Linked DNA regions of Mus musculus: all the other regions are linked to region 2. The links are chromatin loops, found by intact Hi-C in ENCODE. Cell type or tissue: left cerebral cortex. All regions are shown on one strand.

The links. Hi-C counts contacts between places; a loop is a spot of excess contacts. Peaks named below come from ENCODE experiments on the same cell type or tissue, not always from the same donor. Only the 100,000 strongest peaks of a DNase experiment are listed, where the experiment ranks them.
Region 1: a loop joins it to region 2, with 6 times the contacts of the local background. A loop is called at or near these places in 8 of 42 quality-filtered maps.
Region 3: a loop joins it to region 2, with 11 times the contacts of the local background. A loop is called at or near these places in 38 of 42 quality-filtered maps.

Annotation. Positions count from the first base shown.
Region 1 is chr12:81,732,299-81,740,298 of GRCm38, forward strand. Map3k9 (mitogen-activated protein kinase kinase kinase 9) reads right to left here. Exons shown (of 11, transcript NM_001174107.1): 4 at 2,772-2,920; 5 at 1,782-1,957. Among named protein-coding and RNA genes, the nearest start is that of Map3k9, 45 kb to the right of the region's middle. In left cerebral cortex, a CTCF peak has its summit at 3,591 (motif pointing right); DNase peaks (open chromatin) are centred at 3,143 and 3,523; H3K27ac peaks cover 1,076 bases.
Region 2 is chr12:81,784,622-81,792,621 of GRCm38, forward strand. Gm46366 (a long non-coding RNA gene) reads right to left here and starts at 6,469. Exons shown (of 3, transcript XR_001780649.2): 1 at 6,221-6,469. Gm30706 (a long non-coding RNA gene) reads right to left here. Exons shown (of 7, transcript XR_001780652.1): 7 at 7,809-8,000. In left cerebral cortex, CTCF peaks have their summits at 2,840 (motif pointing left) and 4,259; a DNase peak (open chromatin) is centred at 4,237.
Region 3 is chr12:81,616,141-81,624,140 of GRCm38, forward strand. No RefSeq gene overlaps it. Among named protein-coding and RNA genes, the nearest start is that of Ttc9, 11 kb to the right of the region's middle. In left cerebral cortex, a CTCF peak has its summit at 3,407 (motif pointing right); DNase peaks (open chromatin) are centred at 1,015 and 3,403; H3K27ac peaks cover 1,262 bases.

The DNA.
Region 1 (8,000 bases), 52 kb before region 2:
TCTGAGAGGAAAGTGTAACACAGCCATTCTGTGACGACAACTACAGAGGCTGACTCTTCCTACAACAGCAGTGCCTCCTTATCCTTGTACAGTACGTCAAGACCAACAGGGAATGTTTGAAACCATGGATTCCTCTGAACTCTGCGTGTATTATGTGTCTTCCTCTAAAATACCTCCACCATAAAATTGAATCTATGTTAGGCGCTACAAGAGATTAATATATAGTATATTCATATGTATAGTACAATGATAATAATAATAACAACAACAATATATTGCACTAAAGTCACCAGCATTACTACTCTTGTCCTTTGGAATATTTATTAAATAAAATAAGGGTTACCTAAACACAAAGTTGCCTTATCACAATAGCAGATGAGAAACCCAAGATCAATACTATGTGGCTTGGGTAATGTGCCAGTGTGAGGAGAATGACTGTCCCTAGGAAGGACAGAGCAAGACAGTCTCACGATACTTAGAACAGCATGCCATTTAAAGCATGACTCTGTTCACGTCTTCAATGTTTCATTTAATATTTTCAGACTGTGGTTGACAGTGGTTAAGTCAAGCCACAGAAAGCAAAACTATACCTGGGGAAGGGGGTTGACTCTAACTACTTATTGACAAGATCCAATCTTCATTTTTCCTACTGGCTTGTGTAATTTATAAATTGCATTATGACTGTAAAGAACGGTGGCCGGGAGTTGGTGACTGAGCAATCTTGACAAAAGCCAGCCACGGTGGAGGTCCTCCGTGGAAGAGTAGCAGTAATGGAATGATATCAACGGTCAATGGTTCTCCCAGAGGGACCCCCAGAGATCCACCCACTGTCAGCCTCCCCACTCTGCCACCCCAGTCACTACGGGCCGTCAGTGACCTCCCAACAGCTCAGGATCACTGTGCTCCAAAGGAGACTAATCTCTCTTAATTAGATTCAGAAATTATTTTTAAACCATTTGTGTAGGGGACAACAAAGGCATTGAGGAAAAGGGCTTAGAATCCAGTGGCCCAGGCTCAGTCCTACTTCCCCCTTCCTAGCTCCAAGAAGGTGGACGCCCTTGGCCCTCAGCTGTGAGAGAAGAACAATCAATCACACTGCCCCCCCCCAAACCTCTCCCCCGCCGCCCCCCCCCCCCCCCCCCGCTGTCATACCAACAGGACAAAAAGGCTTTCTTACACTTTTCAAGTGGAAACAAAAAAATGAAACAATTATCATATTGCTATTTACTCATTCATTTAACTCTTTCAGTCAGGGTTTCACACTATAGCCCAAGCTAGTCTTGAAATCACTTTATAGCCCTGATCTCAAACTTGCAACCCTCCTCCCTCAGCCTTCTGAGGGCTGAGAGTACATGCATGTGCCACCATGCCTGGCTATCACACACTATTAACTCCCCAAGACTATATGTCCATCTCTCAGGTCCCCAGATTTGGCTCTGTCCAGACATCGCAGGGCATAAAACTGTATATAATTGGTTTCATCTGTGTGGACACTGATTGCTAGGGTCATACCACAGAAACAGGGAGGGCCACTGGGGGAATGACTACCAAACTCAAAAGCAGACTCCAGCAAGCCAAGAGATGCTGGCATCGCCAGATGATCTGAGCTTAGAACGCTTTCCACAAAATCATGAAAATGTCAGTTTCAGGTTCCTATCCTGTGGTGTGGACCATCAAGCAGACCCCAAGAAGGTACTGGTGTCAGTGGTTGGTACCCTGAGTCCAGACGCTCCAGTGAAGCATCCCTGCCAAGACAAGGCCTGCCGTCCCCTCCTCTCTACCTTTTCTTTGGCCCTGAGTTGGTCAAACATCTCCTGAATCTCATGTTTCCAGTCGTCCTGCAGGCAGTGGAAGGAGTCCTTGGGCATCTCAAAGAAACCGGACTCCTCTATAGTCGTTAGCTGGTCCAGGATACTCGTGAAAGATGGGCGCGAGTGGGGGTCGGGATTCCAGCAGTCTGAATTGAAAATAAGAAGAGGAAGAGTGGGGTAGGCAGAGGCAAACGGAAGCTTCATTTCGTACTGAATACCCTCCTCATCAGAAAAAAAGCCTCAATTTCTCCTAGAAAATAGAGCCCTGAATTTAGGGAACCCCCGCAGGAAAGCATACCATCCACCATGATAACATGAAAAGGGGAAACCAGAAGTCAGACACACTGCCCTGTACACCCTTGAGCATGCATAAGAACAAAATTTCCTATGCTTGCCACTGCTACCAGCTTACGACGTATGTACGTACGGTTCAAGTGGACCATGGGTGACTGTGCCCCAAATTCCTACATGAACACAAGCTACCATCCCCACACCTCAATGGGAGAAGACAAAGAGGAGAGCATCAGGGAGAGGCAGGAGGAGTGAGCCTACCAGTTACCACCACACAGTAGGCCCTTTCCTTCATCACTTTGCCTAGCTTTGCATTTCTCACAAAATCATGTTTTCGACTCGGTGATGTTAGAGTCCCTTTCTCCCCAAACAACCTTCAGTCCTACACACAAGACACTCAGGTCTGGGAAGAACTGCCACTGTAGCTTATTTTGTAATACATAAGACAATTCTGGAATGTGAGATAGCAGGTTTCAGTTACTAATTTCTATAGTCACTGCAAAAAGGAACCTGCTTTAGCAGGGTGTGGCCACTGTCTACCAACAGCTCTCTCAACTCTTCCCCCGGTGGCTAATACTCATCTCCTCTTCCTGCAGCTGATCTCACGTCTTCCAAGTGCTGGGTAAAGGTTAACAGCCACCAGCTTTCCTCGGCCCAGGAGTTACTTACCTTCCATGAGTTTGGCAAAAGGCTCTGGACATGTAGAGGGGATAGGAAGGGCGAGTTTGTTCATGGCCACACCGTAAGCCACTGCTAAGCCATCAATGCCCCGGAAGGGCACCTCGCCAGTCAACAGCTCCCAAAGCAGTACACCGTAGCTGGAGAGAGAAAGAGGACAGAAAGTCTGTAAGAAATAACAGACACTTCCTCACCAAAGTAGCTACTAAGGTTTTTCCAGACATCCCACAATCCCTACAAACTATAGAAAAACGAGTGAAATAGACACATTGATATAAAGGGAAGCCGCAACGCCTACTAGGCAAAAGCAAGGCTCTGGAGCCAGGCACATCTGGTGTCACGCCTGCCCCATCATGCCTTGCATATGAATCCATGGGCAAATCGCTACATTGCTCTGAGCCTCTAATCCCTCCTCTGTAGAGAGCAACACCGTTAGTCTCAGAAGTTGTCATGAAATCCAATGAGTCTTTAGGAGAGAAAATAAGCACTCAGTGGCCACAGCACCTTTATTGTTTTAAAACAAGGCCTCACTCTGTAGCTTAGCCTTGGCCTGAACCTCCTAATCCCCCTGTCTTCGCCTCCCCAGAGCTAGGATTCCAGGCACGCACCACCATGACTGACTGCTACTGTGAATGAGATAAACATGTAGAAGAGACTCTCCGAAATAGAATCTATTTCTAGACTACTTTTGTCACAGATACATTTTTTTTTTTGGCTTTAGAAAAATCAGTGAGCACCACTCAACATGGATTTCACTCCTGCAAAAGATTTAAGTGTCTGCTAGGTTAAATAAATGTCTGACTCTAGATGGCACAAGTGGGACTTTCACAGAGGCCTCTGTCTAGCTCTGTGGGGGAAGTTCCACAGGGCAGACTACGTCAGCAGAGAAGAACAGCACACAAGCTCTGAGAACTTCTGTGTCCCTACCTACCAGGTTCATAAAAACAATTCTTCATGTCCTCCGAGACAGGGAACATGAAGCACAAAGCCTAATGAAGAATTAGTCTATGGGTCTGCAATCAAAACCAGGAACGACCACACAGCACTCTGTCCTTCCAGGAATAAGTTAGGCCAAGAAAACACAAGCTCCAATCATCCAGAAGGAAGAGGGTCTTGCCACAAAGACCTCAAACTTATTGTAACACCCTCAGCAGTGTCCAGCTACAAGGGCCTTATCACCACACCCAGACCCTTTCAGGATACTTTGAATGTGCAGGGAGTACAGCACTTTCCATCATCCCGAATCCACACGAGGATGCAGGCAAGTGTGAGCAAGTCTTGGCAAGTACAGGAAGTGAAGACTTGGATGGGTTTGGTGGTCTATATAAACCCCAAGCTCCAGACACTGGAAAACAGGGTAAAGGACAGATCTTCCACACAGAAATTAGTGAGAGACACAGAAAAGACAAGACTAGGCTACAGAATGAGCCACGACAGACGTATTAGAGCACAAAGAACCCTAAGCAGACCAGAGTGGGAAAGCCAGTGGTCTTTGAGTTAATTCCTGACCACTATGGGAAAGAGGAATTGGAGCTCAGAGCCTAAGGGCCAGCACACACAGACGAGTGAGCAGCCTGCTCTCAAGTACACTCCTAATCGCCCTGCACGCCTGCAAACAATGCACCAGCCTATGTGCCAGGGCACTGGGCGTGGGGGCCTACAGATGGCCCCTGGGGGTAATCCAGCCATCCTGGCTTTACTCTCTTAAGGCATCTAGATGCCGTCACTTTCTTTATGAATCGTGAGAGGGCACGCCAGCTTTAGGACTTGTTTTATCTCTCTAGGAGCTAGAAATTAGCTGGTAGCTGGTGAGAACACTGATAGCTGGTAACCCTGCCAGGGCCTCCTGAGCCTTGACTGCCATGCACTGTGGTTGCTGGATTCTGAAGAGGGGGAATCAGAGTAATATGGCTTTTAATCCTCACATTCTCAGGGCTTCTTGCTCAGGTTAATAGGTGTCCAGAGACGGATGACTGCAGCGCTCACCTTTCATCAAAGAATCTTGTTTTTGCAACAGATGGAGACTATTACAGAGATCTGGTCAAAATGCAGAGTAGCAACTGTGGAAGGTCCAGCCCCACGTGCATCCCATACAGCCCTGCACCTAAGACTTAGAGGGAACTGTGAAGAAGGAGACAGAAACGTTTTAAGTCAAAGGATGAGGAACCCCTATTAGACAGTGTGTTCTAGACACGGCTGGGAAGCCACCCCTGTGAAGTCCCAACAAGACGGTTGCCTAAACAAGACGTGCACAATGACACCAGTTGCTGTGCCTAAGTAGACGAGGACCTTCTGGGCCCCACTCCTGGACGAAGAGCTGCAGCCAGTGTCTGCCGAAGGAGGGAAAACTGGTTTTCTTCAGCTCTGAGTCCCCAGGTCGGTTCTCCAGTCCCAGTGGTCAGTCCTAAGCACGTGTACGTATTAGCAACGCTAATGAACGCAGTAGGCAGTGTGTATAAGACAGTAATCATTTTAAAGGAGGTCATAAATTTGAGAGGGAGTGGGAGGGGCTTGGGGGGGAGGGGTGTGGGGGGGAGAGGGGTGGAAAGGATGTAACTACAGCACTCATGCCTGAAACTCACAGGAAAAAGGCACGTGAGTGGTTGGCCACTGTGGGAGTGAGTGCACGCGCAGTCAGATGCTCCCATAGGCTACACTGAGCGTGCTCCCGTCATCCCTGAACACTGCCAAGAATTACACTACTAGATTGAGGATGTGGGTCCGTGGTAAAGCATCTGCCTAGCATATGCAGGCTGTGGCTTTGGCTTCCACGCCCAGCAGGGAAAGTGTGGATGAAGGAGGAACAGGACAGGCTGGGAAATAAAGAGAAACTGTACTTCTACCAGACCTTGATTGTGACCTACCTAGACAGCAGTCACACTTGGAAGTTTTTACCAAGCAACTCAAAGAGCCCTCGGCACCCCTAGCCAGACTCCTGGGTTAGAGCCGCTCCCATCCTCAGTCAACTGCCTTCTGTACAATGCCCATTTCTATACGGGTAACAAAACCTAGTGGTCCCACAGACCCTGTCCTCCATCTAGGCAATGATGATCTCAGCCCTAAGTAGTGCTCTGTTTCTGTCCTGGCATCCCTTCTCTAATGGTTTCCCACTAGGCCCATGAAGATGTCTCAGGCCACCTGCAAGAGGGAGGAGTCAGGGCTCTAGCTTCAGAGCATCAGTGAGGGAAGCTGGGCCACACGGGACTTGCTGGTCCATCTGTGATCACTCCACCTGAGGCTTAAGAGTTGAGGAGGAGGAAGAAGAAGAGGAGGAAGAGGAGAAAGGAGAGGAAGAGGAGGACCGAGGCCTGTGCATGGCACACGGTAAAGGTTCAATAATTGGCACTTAGTGTTGTAAAGGAATAACAGACCAGCTTAGGGCCAGCCTTCTGCAAGCCCCTAGTCAGGTGTCTGCCCTCTCTGGAAGCCCTGCTGGGTCTGAGCTGTGGTGAGCCAATCCTTCGAAAAGAGGCTCCCCAAAGCACAGGAGCAAAGCTGTCTGTGGGTTCCCAGTGTAGAAGTGTTGTACTAATAGTCATGAATGGGTATTTCCCTCCAGGAAAGATGAGAGATCTTCTGGAACCAAAGTATGCTTTAATGGAGCTGGGTGAACCCCATATAAAGGAGTTAGTAAGCCACGTCTTTAAGAAACTCTCACAGCAAGGAGCTAAGAATGCTGGGACAGGCAGGCACAGTACGTTTCCAAGCAGTCACCAACCAACTAGGGACAAGGGGCTTACATCCTAGGAACAATTTTATTATTTAAAAGGATTTATAATTAATCTGTTTAACTACAGGGGGAGGCGCAGGGCAGCATCGGACCCAGTTAGAGTTCCTGGCAGTTGTAAGTTGCCCAGTGTTGATGCTGCAAACTAAAGTTGGGTCCTCCACAAAAGCAATATGTACTCTTAGTCACTGAGCGTCTCTCTCCAGCCTCCCAGGGAACAATCGAAGCTAGAGAGTCACTAACTGTGCTGGACAGTTTTGTGTCAACTTGACACAAGCTAGAGTCATTTGAGAGGAGGGAGCCTGAACTGACACAATGCCTCCATGAGATCCAGCCGTAAGTAAGCTGTAGGACATTTCTTAATTAGTGACTGACAGGGGGGCCCAGCCCATCGTGGGTAGTGCCATCCTTGAGTGGGTGGTCCTGGGTTCTTTAAGAAAGCAGACTGAGCAAGCCAGGCCAGGAAGCAGCACCCCCCCCCCCATGTCCTCTGCATCAGCTCCTGCCTCCAGGTTCCTGCCCTGTTTGAGTTCCTGTCCTGACTTCCTTCAGTGATGAACAGTGATGTGGGAATTTAAGCCAAATAAACCCTTTCCTCCCCAAGTTGCTTTGGTCATGGTATGTCATCAGCAATAGTGACCCTCACTAAGACACTGGTAGACTCTAACAATAAGCTCTCCCTGTTAGGGAACTGAGAGATTTCATCAGCTGCCTCTCACTACAGCTCCTACAAATAGTTTTTAATAGCTGTGATTTTAAAACAAAACACTAACCTTACACTTGTAATAGGGTATTCAGTAACAGGGTAAAAGTTGAAAGAGTTTTGTCTATTCCCCCACTGAAGAAAAGCCCCTGCAGTGCCCTAAATTAGGTGTTCACATCCCTTCCTACTAAGAACAGGCATGGAAGCTGGTAAGGTCTGGACACATCCTATCACCGCAGAAGCAAAGAACAGAACCTGAGAGAAGCGAGACAGGACAGTAAACATGCCATCCTCTGAGGAGAGGTAAAGGAACCAAGAGCTCCCAATGGCTGTGACTGAGGGGTGCGGCAGGGGTATCTCTTCCAATCACTTTCTCCGAGAGAATTTTAGTTGGACACACAGTAGCTAAAGTCACATTTGGTGTCTCTTCAGGGCCAAGTGGACAATAAGCAAGTGGACAGAGGAGCTGTGTAAACGTGCAGACTGTCTCCAAAGCCAAGGCCAGCGTGTGGGCTTGAAGAGGCCTGGTCTCCTTTCCTGCAGACTGTAATGCAGAACTCACCGCAGCTCACGTTAAAGCACTGGGACAAGGACAGGGAGGGACCTTGAAGAACCTGAGTCTCATGGGCAAAGCCATCCTGCCAGCTTGGGCTGCCTCGACTACTCCTTGAAGCAGAAATACAGTTCTTTTGGTAAGTGTCCCCATCAATTGGCCTCCTTGTGATACCAGGTGAATTAATACATCAAACAAGGCCTAATTGGCATTAGCCTCACTAGTGTGTGGTACAAC
Region 2 (8,000 bases):
AGGGGGGAGGTTAGAGGAAGGCCAATAAGGGAACAAGGGATTGCATTCGAATTCTAATTGATGCTTATTGGCAAGTTAAATCCCTGTATCCTAGATCCCTCCTGTGAAAAGAATAATACGATTTCTCCGGCCTCCTAGACTAAGGGACAGGATGTATGGTTTATACTTAGTGCAGAATCCAGCACCTAATTATCACCATTGATCCTAAAATTCAGTTTACTAAGTGACTGTCACCTTCCCCCTAGGTCTTTTTGGGGACATCTTACTTTAATTGGCAAATACCCATTGTACATAGTGATGGGCTTCGTGGGCTTTGGCTTCTGTTTTCAAGGATACCATGTACCTTTGACCATATCTGTCACCCCACCCTCTCTTTACTCTTCCCTCCCCTCTTGTCTTTCCCAATCGTCCTTCTGCCTTCAAGTCCTGTGTGTGTGTGTGTGTGTGTGTGTGCTCGCAGTCACACGTGGAAGTCAGAGGATAATTTTATGAAGTCCGCTCTCTTTGTTCACCTTCATGCAGGTTCCAGGAATCGAACTCAGTTCATGAATTTGCATAGCTGATGCCTTTACCTACTGAGCCATCTCACCAGCCCTGAAAATGACCTGGTTCTGTGTATGGTTAAATTGGACTCTGCTGTGTGCATATCCCACACTTTGTTTATCTGTCCCCCTTTTGGTGGACATGACAATTGATTGGTAATTGACTGTGACGAATAATGCTACAACAGACAGGATGTACAAGCTGCTTGCATTAGCAGCTCTGCTCTCCGTTCTGTGAGAAGCTTCCATGCTGATTACCATAGGGGGCTGGGCCAATTTACATTCCCACCAGCACTGTGTGCTGGGAGAACGTTTTTTTTGTTTATTTATTTGTTTGTTTGTTTGTTTGGTTGGTTGTTTTTTCCGAGACCAGGTTTCTCTGTGCAGTCCTGGCTGTCCTGGAACTCACTCTGTAGACCAGGCTGGCCTCGAACTCAGAAATCCACCTGCCTCTGCCTCCCAAGTGCTGGGATTAAAGGCGTGTGCCACCACGCCCAGCTGGGAGAATGTTTTTGAATGAGCATCTTGATGCTTAAATCCCTCAAGCCGACATTGACCATCCATTACACAGCCCACAACACTCCCCCTGTGCCCTCACGTGAGGGAAGGAGTTCCTAGCTCTGAATTCAGAAATGACTTGTCCTGAGTGTGACTTAAAGCACATGTTTTGAGAGAGAGTACAGCAGGGTTATGGGACAGAAGTTTGGGGTCATGCAGGCCCAGGCTCAGACTCTTGGCTGAACAGGAATGAGTCCTGTGAGGCACCTCCCCCACTTTTGTTCACTGGCAGGTGTATAAAATAGGATTTCTGTATTAGCGGCTTTCAACCTTCCTAATGCTGCAACCTTAATAGTTCCTCATGCTGTGCTGACCCCAACCATAAAATTAATTGTTTTTGTTGCTACTTTTAACTGCAATTTTGCTACCGTTGTGAATCATAATGTAAGTATTTGTGTTTTCCTATGGTCTTAGGTGACTCCTGTGAAAGGGCTGACCCTCTAAAGGGTTGAGAACAGCTCCTGTAGACAAAGCAGGGGTCTCGGGACAGTGCTCAGAGATCTCATTGAGGTTGATAGTGTGTTCTGTTTTGTCTGCTGAGAATTAATGCTCTTTGAATCTCCAACTGGTAACAAATCTCCCTTCTTTTCTTCTCCTTTCTCTTCCCCAAAAACCTTTGTCTAGGAAAGGGAAAGATTGGCTAAGTGGTTAAAAGCACTGACTGTTCTTCCAGAGATCCTGAGTTCAATTCCCAGGATCCATGTGCTGGTTCACAACCCTCTGTAATGGGATCTGATGCCCTCTTCTGTTGTGTCTGAAGACAGCAACAGTGTAGGGGCATACATAAAATAAATAAATCTTTAAAGAAAAAAAAGAAAAGAAAGGGAACTGATTGCAAGAGTGGGCTCACTTGCCGCTTCTCCCGCCCAGAACCCCTTCTTACCAACGATCAGAGCCTTTATCAGGGAGTGGTCATCAAACCGAATGCATGCTCTGTCCAGATTCATGACGGAGCCAGCCCCTGGGATAGCTCTCTATGAAATGAAATACTTGGTTTGGTAGAACTTCATGTAGGCCCTTCAGTTAAATAGATTCAATCCAATGGAGGGAGGACCCAGTGCAGAAGACACCCCATAATTAATCAGAATGAAGATGTAATGCCTGGAGAAATAATCACAAAATTTAAAAAAAAAATGATAGTGAACTGCAGCTGCCTTCTGATTGCGAATGACATCTAGAGAAGGGGGTTGGAAGCGACCGTTTTCCTCGGCCTGCCTTATTTAGTAGTTTCTACGTTGAAATGTGCAGCTTTTCTAAGTAGAAAAGCAAGTTGGACTCTGAAACACACAGACCTCCATGATCTCATTCCATGTGGACTCAGTTCCGTTCGTGAAACAGCATGGAGAGTCAGGGAGAGGCTGGTCAGAGCACGTCCGGTTTCTGTCACAAAAGAGCGGGCAATCTACTATAAAGCCGGGTGAATATTACTTAATAACAATACACTGTATACTTGAAATGGCTGACTGTGTTATGTTCTCACCAGTGGCAAGTGTGTGTGTGGCAGAATACACATGTGCTAATCCGATTTACCCCGTCCTCAAATTCTACAAAGCGCAGCGTATGTTGCTCATCCTAAGTATAGACGTTTTTGTCAATTGAATATTTAAAAGAGATGGGGGCTGACGAGGGAGCTCAGAGGTTAAGGCGGCTGCTAATCTGCTGTTAAAGAAAACCAGTCGGGGTCCCAGAACCTACACCGGAAGACTCATAGACTCGCGACTGCCTGTAACTCCGGCTCTTACGCCCTCTTCTGGACATGGCAGGCACTGCACTCTTGTATATATCATATCCCTTACATAATCTTAAACACTAATAAAATTTAAAGATGTTGGGCATAGTGGCACACGCCTTTAACCTCTTCACTCACAAGGCAGAGGCAGCTGGATCTCTGAGCTTAAGGCCAGCCAGGTCTACATAGAAGTTCTAGGACAGGAAGGGTTGCACATAGAAACCCAAATAAATAAATGTTTGCTTGCCTTCCTTCCTTCCTTCCTTCCTTCCTTCCTTCCTTCCTTCCTTCCCTCTTTGAAAAGAGAGACTATCACCAAAAGGAATAATATATTATTAATTATTATAAACCACTTAAAAGACATGGCAATGTGCACAATATGATCACTAAAGACTAGTGAAGAAATACTGTGTAAGACCACATGTGTAGTAACAAAACCTTAGATTTCTGAATTAACTTTTAAAATTTTACAAATTTTCCATATAGCTAAAATAACCATGTAACACTTGTATACGTAGAATAAAGCGCCACAAAATCACTTTTAGTGTTGTCTGTATATACTGAAAGAAAGCATTGTCAGCTCGAGAAGAGGTGGAGAAAGAAAAACAGCCCAGTTAAGAATGACACTAATAATATTAAATCAGCAATAAATAACACTATGGCAGTAATATAAAATCGTGGGCAAAAGCCACTACTGACTGCAGGCTCACTGGGTGTCATGTACGTCTTCACAATCTTTTTATTTGTTTTTTTTTAACTGATCAGTCAGTCTCACAGGAGAACAAATGGCCCTGGAACTTTTCTTTTAAAATTTTATTCATTTATTACATGTATGTAATTGAGTAGCCTGTAGCTGTCTTCAGACACACCAGAAGAGGGCACCGGATCCTATTACAGATGGTTGTGAGCCACCATGTGGTTGCTGGGATTTGAACTCACGACCTCTGGAAGAGCACTCAGTGCTCTTAACCGCTGAGCCATCTCTCCATTCCAGCCCTTTACCTAAACCTCATGCCTCATAGAGGGAACAAACGCGCTTGGTTGTGTGCAGAGATGTGTGGGCTAATTTAACATGATGTATCATTGATCACTTGATACTGACAGAACTTCCTTGGAGTTTTCAGCTTTTCCTACCTTGATTCTAAATCATGATGTTTTGTAGGGTGTAGGGCAAGTTTTAAACATCAACTTACTGTTTGGTTATGAGATTTAGGGTTGCAACATTACTTTAAAGATTTTTTTTATTTGCTATTTAACAAACCAATACAATCTGATGAATCAGCAAGTCTCACACTTGTCTCTGTACGCATTTTAGGGTGGCCACAGCTGTTTCATAACGGACCTGGCACAGCAAGACCATGATAGCCACAGCAGTGGACAACAGCGCCGCCGTGTGGCGTTACAGGATATGGCACCTCTCTGGGGTTTTTGTTTTCTGGTTTTACAATTTGAAGTTCTACCAGTAACCTTGGCAGTCACTAGGTGGCACCCTTTCGGTTTGTTAGAAATCAAGTTCTAGACAGGCAATAAACACTGTCGGAGCTTGAACCAAAACTTCACCTTTATGGCAACTGCTCCCAGATTTTCAGCTTAACTCGGGTATGCCTGGAGGGACCTTTAGAGCAACTTCTGAGGCCTGGACTTGCCTGGACTTGCCCAGTTCTTGGAAACAGAGATTTAAGCCTCTTCTCCTGAACTGCCGATTTGAAGCCTGTCATGGAATTAGCCGAGTCTTCCCAGTTTTGTTTCTATTTATTATATGTGTGCTGGCACCCATGTGGAGGTCAGGGGACATCCTGCAAGAGTCAGCTCTCTCCACTGTGTGGGTTCCAGGGACCCAGTGCAAGTCCTCTGGCTTGGTGGCGACTGCCTGTCATGCTGGGTCCAGGTCTCTCATTTTTTATGGTACTCATTCATTCACTTACCAGATATTTATACACATGAATACAGTGGATACAAAAGCACTTGTTTTTAACAATAGCGAATAAAAGGGTCACATGCGCGCGCGCACACACATACACCACAAACAATTCATAAAACTCATCAGAGGAGAGCCTACAATGTTCCAAAGGGAGACATACAAGTGTTAGAGAGAGTATGTGAAAAGCAGCAAAAATGTGGGGATGGAAAACATAACATATTACCTTTCAGGGGGACCATAAAAGTCCTCTTGACAAAGCAACGTTAATACAGACCCCAGAGAACTGAGCATGTCAGATAGGTAGTTGATTATGTAGGTCTGGAGTTCAGGCAAGGACTGATGAATCATAACACTGCAGTCAGGGAAGACACTGGCTACCATGGGCACAATACTGATTAGAACATTTTCTGACTCAAATAATAAAAAACTTTGCATGTTAGTGTGTGCTTTTCCATCCTTCTCCCTAATGAAGTGATTTTAAATGTCTCTGCCTCTCTCGGCAGAAAGACTTAAAACTCATCTTAGTTACTTTTCTATTGCTCTGATAAGACACCAGGACCAAGGCAACTTCTAAAAGAAAGCATTTATGTGTGGCTCACAGTTTCAGAGGGTCAGAGTCCATGACCATCGTGGCAAGGGGTATGGCTGCTGGCAGGCATGGCACTGGAGCAGTCGCTGAGAGTTTACATCCACAGCATGTGGCAGAGAGAGAGAGAGAGAGAGAGAGAGAGAGAGAGAGAGAGAATGCCATCTGGGAATGGCCTGGGCTTTTAAGCCTCAAAGCATCAACCCCAGTGACACACCTGCTCCAAAAGGGCACACATCCTAGTCCTTCCCAAACAGTTTCACCAACTGAAGACCAAGTATTCAAATATATGAGTCTACGGGGACCGTTCTTATTTAAACTACCCAGACATGAATCTCCTAACACTGGCTGGCCTCTCAGGATGCTTTCTGTCACCTGGACATCTGGATAGATCCTGTGGCTTATGTTTCACTAAGGGTGGAGAGGTACGGACCTGAAGACCCTTGTTCCTTCTGCCTTTGCATTTTGTTGATGTCCAGGTCAGGCCCATAGCTTCCACTTGTGTAATGTCCTCTCTCCTAGTGTATTACCCAGGGTAGCACAGTGAACTCCAGCTTACTGAGGACCAGGCAGCAGTTACATCCCCTCAGTTAGTCTGAAAAGACAAAGCCACTCTCCTCTCAGCCCCCACTAGTCTAATAACAACCAGCATTCTAGCAGTGTCTTCAGTTCAGAAAACCCCTTCATAAATAGGTGCTACTCAGAAGCTTGGGCTCTGGGACCCAGTTGCTGGAATTGACCTGCTTTTCTAGGTCTTGTTTATATGCTTTAGAAGCATACGTGGGGCCATGGGGAACCCACCCTGACTCATGCTTTTCCCACGTAGAATGTGCAGTAGTTTTAATTCCACCCCCACTCCCACCGATTCAGATGTTAAGACTTACCCCTCTGAGTGACACGCTAGCTGGCATTTGGAGACGAAGGGTAGGTTAGTTCACTCAGACATCGATGGGCCACCAAGGGAGAGGCTTTGCTGTAAAGACCAGCCCGCCCTCTCTGACACATTGACTGTCTTCCCCATGTGATGTCCTTGGGACACTGCACAGTCTCCACAAGTCAGAAAGTCACCAATGTGGCTCACTTACCATGAGTTGCTCAGTCTTCAGAAGCTCGAGCTGACTCGGCCTTCATTCTTTACAAATTACTCAGCTTATAGTGTTTGGTTACAGCAGCAAAAACAAGTTTGCAAGTGAGCACCCTTTGAGAGTGCTCATTCTGTCTTAAGCTGAGCTTTATCAAATATCACCTACTTTATCTGCTATTACCTACTGCCTTTGTCTTGGTGAAAAAAAAATTGCTGGAGTTGGTGAGGAATGATAGAAAAATTCACCTTCTGGAGGGCACCCAGTCGGTGTGTCAGGCCGGTACCAAACATGTCACATACTTTTCTGATCACCAAAACTCTATGTAGGAAGTACTTTTATTAACTCCAATTAAAAGTGGGACACAGAGTGTGATGGTTTGTATATGATTGGCCCAGGGAGTGGCACTATTTGGAGGTGTGGCCTTGTTGGAGTGGGTGTTGATGTGTTAAAATAGCTGCTCATGTCTCTACACAGCACACTGGGCCCAAACCGTTTCACATGTGAGAGGTTTATTGGGAGGGGTGGGGGTGGGGGAAAGTGGTGGCAGAAAAGAAAGAGAAGGGGGAAAGAGAGGGGGGAGGGGCGTTCCCCTTATTTATATGGAAAATGATGTAACACAGGTAAAGGTAGTAGGTGAGCCAAGTGGATTCTGGGACTACGGTGCCTGTTGGCAACAGGTCTGCAGGTCACGCTGTCGCCTATGTGATGTCATAGGTTTGGGAGGTCCTGATGCCAACAGGTGTGGCCTTGTTGGAGTGGGTGTGTCACTATGGTCGTGGGCTTTTTAATACCCTTGTCCTAGATGCCTGGATGTGAGTCTTGTCCTGGCAGCCTTCAGATGAAGATGTAGAACTCTCAGCTCTGCCTGCACCATGCCTGCCTGATGCTGCCATGCTTCCTACCATGATGATAATGGACTGAGCCTCTGAACCTGTAAGCCAGCCCCAATTAAATGTTGTCCTTATAAGACTTGCCTTGGTCATGGCATCTGTTCACAGCAGTCAAACCCTGACTAAGACACAGAGCAGTTCAGGAAAAGGAGTGGTATGAACAGGATCAGAACGGGAACTCAGCAACCTCTGACCCGTCCTAGGGTTTCGACAAAAGCAGCTTGACCTGCCATAGCTGAGCTCTGTGAAAATCACCGTGTACTCCAGAGGCCCCTTTCAGAACGTCACACGAATGGGAGGGACTGAATTGCTCTGCAGCCTTTTAACCCAAACCCAGCCAGACTAGAAGCCAACTGTGGTGTCACACCTTCCGACCAGCCTTAATCCCAGAACCCACCCTTCCCTGCCCCCCAAACCTACAGGACAGCACACCCCGGACCCAGCCCTCCCCTCCCACCTTAGGGTCCTCAGCAACTAAATTCTGCCAGTGTGGGGACAAGCTGGGCCACCTGTCAGATCTGACCCACCTCATGCTCCCTGACTAGTGATCGTACCTGCCCCTAACACCCTGTACCCACTCTTAGGAGGCAGACCAGAGTATGTGTTTTATTTGCCTTCAGGTTTCAAGGCCCAAATCTTCCAAGCCAGGATGGAACAAGAAAAATGTCACTTAAAGGGGACAGTTTACT
Region 3 (8,000 bases), 170 kb before region 2:
CTTGTTCGGTTTGGGACCTGCTTGGGATCCATTAGTCTGTCTTCCTTTTTTCTCCCTCTTGGATTGGAAGGGTTTACCCTGTCCTGTCACACTGTCACATTTAGGGAGTAGATAACTTGTTTGTTTTCACATGTTCAGAGCTGGAGTGTAGTCTGGCTCAGAATGAATCCCACCTTGGGGTTTCCTAGAGCCAATTTAGATGAGACTCTAGGCTTTGGATTTCTGAGCTGGTGCTGAGTGAGTTGCAGGTTGGTGGCTTTTGGGATGGACCGAATGCATTCTGTTTGTGAAAAGGGTTTGGAAGGTCACACAATGCTGTCGTCTTAAGATGCCTTCCAAAGTCTTCTGTCGAATTTAATCAACAACAGGATAGTATTAAGAGGTGGAGTCTTGAGGTGCTGTGTAGCCATTTTATCCTAGTTGAAACAATCCCTTCACAAGACTCAGGAAGTGTATGAAACTTATCAGTCTCAGAAAACTAAAACTTAGAAAATTCACTAGCCCCTTCTCTTAAGGTTTTGAGAACTTCATTTTTCTAAGTACCTAGGCCCTAAGCAGAGTGGGAACACATCCATCCCCTTGCTACCAGGGGTTACACATTAACCAAGGCCCACTCCCCAACACAGAGGGTGTGACCCTTGTCAGACAGGCACAAAGCATAGATCACAGATTAACTAAGTCAGCTTTCTTGCGATGCTGGGATGCAGGGCTTTCCCTGCCCTCAAAAGCCTTTAAGATTAGACCCTTGTTTTGTGTGCTAGGAGTGAAAATGACTACTTCTGTACCACTAGCTGCAGTGTTAATAAATCTGTTGTCTGGAGGATGGTTTGACTTAGCACCCCCACTTTCCTGCCCCCTCGGTCCCTCTGTCCATCTCTCCTTTCCATCCCTCAGATAGGTTATATAAGCAAGCAGTGAACAGTTGCTGAGAAAAGAGACTCTCCTCCCAGCTGAGCTGCCTGCAGTAGACTTTCTGACTGGCTGCGCTGCCTGCAATTTGGGGAAGGAGCGCCAGAGCTGCAGGTTTCCTGAGTCATCACCCATACTGGGGCAGGTTTTTTCAGTAATGCAGCTGCCGGAGTCAGCTATGCTTCCTGTGAGTAATCGCAATAAACTCACCGGTTCCCTAAGCTTGCCTTGTAGGGAACCCTCCCTTGGTATGTCTTAGTGCCCCATCTCAGGCAGTAGATGCGTGTAGATGTTTGTTTGGGTGACCCACCTGGAATCCCAGCCATCCAGGATATGGAGACAGGATCCTGGCCAAACTAGGAGAATCATTGAGCCCCGATTCAGTGAGAGGCCCTTCCTCAGCAAGCAGAATGGAGGGTGCTTGAAAAGGACACCTGACACTTCTGGCCTCCACAAATGCGCTTGTGCAGTGCACCCCCACCCCCACCCCACACATATACCATCCGTACACACAATTTTATATGCTTATGCAGCATTTGTCATTAGGATATTTAATTTTGGAAAATTTTAACATCTAACAAATTTCTTGTTTACGCTCAACATCCGTAGCAGGTGGAGAGAGAAGGTAAATAAATAAATACGAGCAGCTGTAGGCTGGGGTCGGGCCACACTCAGACAGACAAGCTTGTTTTCAGCCCTGGAGCTGCAGGGGATGGGCTGAATCTTGGCTCCCCCTGAACAATCTAGTGAGTCGCTGAGAAGCGAGGTGATTTTCACAGGGGCTTCAGTGCTTCAGGCAATATCTTATTTGTCCTTTCTTTTGGCTCTTAGAAACAATACAATAACTGGACCTTCATCTTAGGGAAGATGAAGACATTTTAATCTATCCTAAGCACATGACCCACTCAATGGGTCTCCACACTAGCAGGAGACTACCCCTGTCTTGTAAGCCTCAGTTCTCACAACAACTTGGAACTGAGGACTTAACATATTCATTCAGAGCAGAGGTTCTCAACCTGTGGGTGGTGACTTCCTTGGAGTCTTGAATGGCCCTTTCACAGGGGTCATCGCCTAAGATCATTGGAAAGCACAGATAATTCGTAGCAAAACTGCACTTATGAAGCAGCAGTGAAAATGGTTTTATGGTTGGAGGTCAGCACAACATGAGGGACAGGAGTAAAGGGTCGCAGCTTCAGGAAGGCTGAGAACCACCAATTCAGAGTCCAAACTCTGCTCTGGGCCTTCTCTTCTCCACACTAAGCTGGGCTGAATAACACTATACTTTAAGTAACAACCAGTTCAAAACAGAGCAAGACCTTTACCTGGCAACACTATCAGTGCTCGGTGAAGATAGGACAAACGTGTCAGCTCCCGTGGGAATTACTTACTGGAAAATAGGAAGCAAAGGAAGATAGGAAGGAGAGGATAAGGAAAGAGGGGCAGGAAGAAGATAGCAATGAATAAATTCTACTTCAGACCATGAGGTATGAAAATGTGTGGCCAGAGACAGAGTGACAGAACCAAGTCAACTATTTTACATTCCCAAGAGTCTGGTTCATGTGTATTCATCCCGGTTCCTTGTCTCTGTCCTTCCCATCCTCAAACCCAAACTTCTCCCTCTCAGGTACGCTCTGCAGTGCTGACTTTACAGACAAAACCTCAGCAGTCTAAACAGGGCTGGGTTGCAGCTGAATATAGGCAAAGGAGATAAATAATGGATAATGGACTTGGCAGGCCACGGCGTAGCGGCCGTGGCAGAGTCTGTGGGAGTCCAGATGTGCGTTGGCAGATGTCAAGAGATACTGGATTTAAGAGAAGGCAAATAAAATCTGTCCTTCCAGAGTACCGGGATTAGGAGACTACACCCCACTGTCATCTCAGGACATCAAAAATGATCCATGTGATCCAAACATTTGTAATCACAGTTTGCTGTGAGGCAGAGTCTCTCTCATGGAGTCTGACAGGCATCATCTCTGCCTGGGCTTGCCAGCTCCAGTCTCATGTCACATTGTACCTGTCAGGCCTTCAACTCTGAAGGGACTGACTTTAGGAAGTACAGTGGTGTCAGCAAGTGATTGATATGTTGGTACACTGCATGTCTTCCTTTCCTCATAGAAACACTGAATAAAACCCCAGTGAGGACACTAGAGGCAGGCTGAGAAGCTACACCCATTCTGCCCCAGTCACCATAAAACCGAGAAGGGATTCTTCCACCAAAGAGGTGGTAGCTTGGCAGTTAGTCACATCCTGCTGGTACATCTGCCCCTCTATGTGGTGCAGTGCTAAGCAATTGGGAAGGATTCTTCCCATAAAGGCTCTGCAACATGGAAACAAGAAGGCAGCCCATGCACTCGGTGTCCTAGTTTATCTGGAGGCTGTCCAAGAGCCTGGTTGAGGTCACATCCGCCTCCAAGTGCCTTGTGCATTGCAAGACCCGCCAGAACCTAGCCACTGAAAACAAAGGTGAGTCTCAGATCAGAGCTGCAGTTCTCCAGACCAACACCAGAGGGAGCAAAAGAACAGAAAAGCTTTGAGAAATCCTTGCACCTTCACAGCTCACTGAAAGTCTTCTGGTACATCAAACTAAAGACTGGAACACACCGCTGCTTTCCAAATGTCCAAATACAGGCCGAAAATGTATAAGACATGCATAGTTATAGGAAAATACAGCTAAATCAAAAGAGTTTTTAAATTTTCTCTAGAAACCGATTCCACAAAAATATTTATGAATTGCCCGATAAAAAAAGTAAAACATTGCCGAGCGCGTGTGGCGCACACCTTTAATCCCACCACTTGGGAGGCAGAGGCAGGCAGATTTCTGAGTTCGAAGCCAGCCTGGTCTACAGAGTGAGTTCCAGGACAGCCAGGGCTACACAGAGAAACCCTGTCTCGAAAAAACAAAAAAGTAAAACATCGTGTCATAAAGATGTATAATGAACTAAAATATTGTGATCCAAGTTCTCTGATGGCGAGTCAGGTAGACTTCAAGTTCAAGACCAGCCTGGGCTTTGTGATGAATTCAAGACCTGCCTGAGTTTCATGGCAATACACTGTCTAACAAACAAACTAACAAAAACAAAAGAGCCAAAAGAGAAAAAAAAAATCAAATGAATGAAAAATTTAAATTATACATAAGTAAAATGAAAGTAACAACCAAGAGATGTAAACTATCAAAAGGGAAGTTGTATAGTTACTCCAGAAATACTGGGAAAATGGAAGGACAGACCATCCAAAGTGGTCAGGTTACTGGAGCACAAAGAAAAAATGAAGGGCTGGAGGGTGGGATCTCTAATCCCAGCATTCAGGAGGCAGAGGCAGGTGGATCTCTGTGAATTTAAGGTCAGCCTGGTCTACAGCGTGCGTTTCAGAACAGCCAGGGCTAAACAGAGAAACTCAGTCTTGAAAACCCAAAACAGAAGAGGAGGAGGAAACAGCCCAGTAAGCAAGGTGTGTGTGATGGTGCACACCACTAGCCCCAGCTTCTCAGGGAGGGAGCAGAGACCGTAACACTGTGGGAATCACCTGCCTCGCACAGAGAAGGCCCTGGCTCCATCTCTAGCACTGCAAGAGAGATGGGATGGGAAAGGTGATTATTGTATATAGGTTACTAAGGACAAAAGAGAATGCTATGGTAATAAGTGTACAGTGTATGTATTATGTATATGTTTGTATTATGTATACATAATTCAAGATGTAATTTGAGACATCAGTAACATGGGAAGAAGATAGAGTTATACGAGTGTAGTCTAAAATGCAGCTGAAGCTACGCTGTTGTCAACGGAAGGCTGAGTGCTATTAGTTTGTTTTATGCAATAATAAGAACAAAAAGAAAATATCTATAAAATGTAAACAAAAGGAAAGGAGAAAGTCAAAACATGTCACCTGCAGAAACACTCATTTAGAACACATGTAGGTTCTAGAACGCGAGTGTACCTCCTCTTTTTCTGCTTCCTGTGAGTGGCCCTTCCACCATGCTCCTCCTGCTATGCATGCTGTCTGACATAGACCAGAGCCAGGGGATGAAGGACCACAGACTGAGAGCCCTGAAACTGAGAGCCAAAGAACTCCTGCCTTCCATTGTTTGTGTCACTCTACCATAAATGCCACCGAAATGAAGAAGCATTTAATGCTATCCACAATGACACAGCAACAAAATAGATAACTAGAGAAACTGGCCAATCCCTGGAACCATGCACTGTATTAACGCTAAATCTCCAATCAATAAGAACATAAGAGACCAATAATGAGAAAGAAGTGATCAAGACCAGGTGGCTTCACTAAAGAACCCCAATGTGCAGTTAAAGAATGAGCAGTCTTCTGAAAATTAGGGGAAACTTTAGATCATTCTACCGCGTTAGCATTACCCTAAGACCTTAGCAGAAGACCACACCCAATACTGTGGATGAAGAATCATGCCAAATTTCCCAACAAAACGGTAGCACTCTGCATCCCACAGCATCACAACCAAATGGGATTTAATCATGGAATAGGAACAGTTCAACCTATCAAAATCAAAGCCAATCTAGAACCTGGTATGATTGCTCCTGGTTTTAATCCCAGCGTTGGGGAAGTAGAGGCTGGAGCCATGTGAGTTCCAGGCTAACCTAGGTCACAGTGACATATGGACCACAAAATGGAATTGTGAGCCAAATAAATTCTTTCTTGAATTACTTTTGTTGAGGCACAGTGGTGGTCTGAGTGAAAATGCCCCCACCCCACTACCCAACCTTCACAGGTTCATAGGGGGTGGAGCTATAAGGAGGTGTGGCCTTGTTGAAATAGATGTGGCCTTATTGGAAGAAGTGTGTCACTGGTGGGCTTTGAGGTTTCAAATGTTCAAGCTAGACCCAGTGTCTCTCTCTTCCTAATGCCTGCGGATCTGGACATAGAACTCTCTGCTTCTTATCCAACACCATGTCCAGCTGCGTGCCATCGTGTTTCTCGTCATGATGATAATGGACCAAACCTCTAAACCTGTAAGCCAGACCCAATTAAATGCTTTCCTTTACAAGGGTTGTGTGGTCATGATGTCCCTTTACAGCAATAAAACCCTAACTAAGGCAGGCACTGTGTCATAGAACAGGAGAAGAAACCAAGACACCGAAGAACCCATAGTGAGGCCATTCCCCAATGGCGAGTGGAAGGGAAACACAGATCTGCTGCTCATGATGGGGGTGGGGTGTGTAAGCTTGGGGCAGGATCTCCTCCAGCAGAGCCTTGGGATAATGTCAGGCCCAGTCAGAAGGCAACCTGTAACCCCTTACAAGGACCTTAGGGCTGGGGATGTAGTTCAGTGGCGAACACCTGTGCAGCATATGTGAGATCTCCCACATTGCTAAACACACACAGAATGCAAAATAGTTTAGCCAGAACCATCTAAATAAAAAAACTCCTACAGAAGCTGTGGGGTTGCTTCAAAGTCATGATAGTCTACTTTGGGGGCAATTCTATTGTATGTAAAGCTCTAGCCTTTTAGTACTCTGTAGGGAAAAGAAATAAGTGTGTGTGTGTGTGTGTGTGTGTGTTTCAAAAAAAGCTACAAAATGTTAAAGATGCTCCTGGGAGCTATTAACCATGCTGTCAGAGTTTCACATATTGTTGTAAAAAATGAAAAGACAAAAAAAAAAAAACCAAAAAACAAACAAACAAACAAAAAAACCCCAAAACCCTACACACACTGAACTGACAGGCAAACAACAGATTAGGCCTAACAGAGGATTTGAGAATAAAAAGTTCCAATTAGTGCTACACTAGTCTGATATTCACCATTACAGATTAACTCCACCTGATCCTGCAGCACAAGTCATTAGAAGTCCCCTGGAAGTCACAAAACCTTAAAATAGTTTTTTTTTTTTTTAAATTTTGCTTTATTTATTTATTTATTTTTGTAGGAATCATCTTTTATTGGGGGAGGGTTCATCAATTCTTTTTTTTTTAATTTATTTATTTATTATATGTAAGTATACTGTAGCTGTCTTAGACACTCCAGAAGAGGCATCCAATTTCGTTACGGATGGTTGTGAGCCACCATATGGTTGCTGGGATTTGAACTCAGGACCTTTGGAAGAGCAGTCGGTGCTCTTAACCCCTGAGCCATCTCACCAGCCCCTAAAATAGTTTTTATAGCAGGGCCATTACGTGGGAAAATCTAACTCTAGAGTCCACTTGAGCGGGATTGAAGTAAGGAGACTGAATGTAGGCATTGGCTACAGAACCCAGAGTTGCCTTCTCATGGAGACTGGTGGGAGAAAGAATATAGCTGGAGGGAAAGAGAGAGAGAAAATCCACAAAATTTTCAGAGTGGCTGAGGCATGGATCCAAGGAGGAGGGAGTGGCCAATCTTAACTGTAGTAGAAATGGAATGTAAATCCCTGGGCCCAAGCAGGGAGGACAGGGGAAAATTAGTCAATCTCTCTCATCCCTATCATCCAAGATCACATTGGTGCCTCCCCTTTGCTAAGCCCTCCATCAACCAAGAGGGAAATGGAGCTGGTGGAGCAGGGGTCAGTATGGGCACTGGAGGGTGGGGAGTGACACAGCCTTTTGTGATGGCCAGTACTGATTGTTAACTTAACAGGGTCTAGGATCACCTAGGAGACAAACCTCTGGGCGTGCCTACGACGAGTAGAAACTCCTCTCTATATTGGGTTAACTGAGATTGGGAAGGCCTACCCTAACAGTGGGCAGCACCCTAACAGTGGGCGGCACCATTCCATGGGGCAGGGTCCTGCATTAAAAAGAAGGGGAGATTATCACCAGCTTCATCCCTCTCTGCTTCCTGACTGAGGATACAATGTGAACAGCCATCTTATCCTCCTGCCGCTGAGCCTTCCTTGCCATGTTGGATGCTAGCCTCAAACTGTGAGCCAAAAGAAACTCTTTCTTCCTCTCTCAAGTTGCCCTCTTCAGGCATTTTGCCACAGCAACAGGACAAGTGTCTGATACAGCTCTGGAGCCTGCTCCAAGTGCAAGGGATCCTACCACATCCAGGACAGTCGGTGAACCTGCATTTTTGCACTGGAAGTGACGACTCAAACTGACTTACATGCCCATTGGTTTGCTTTCCTAAGAAGCCCATGGGTGTATATGGC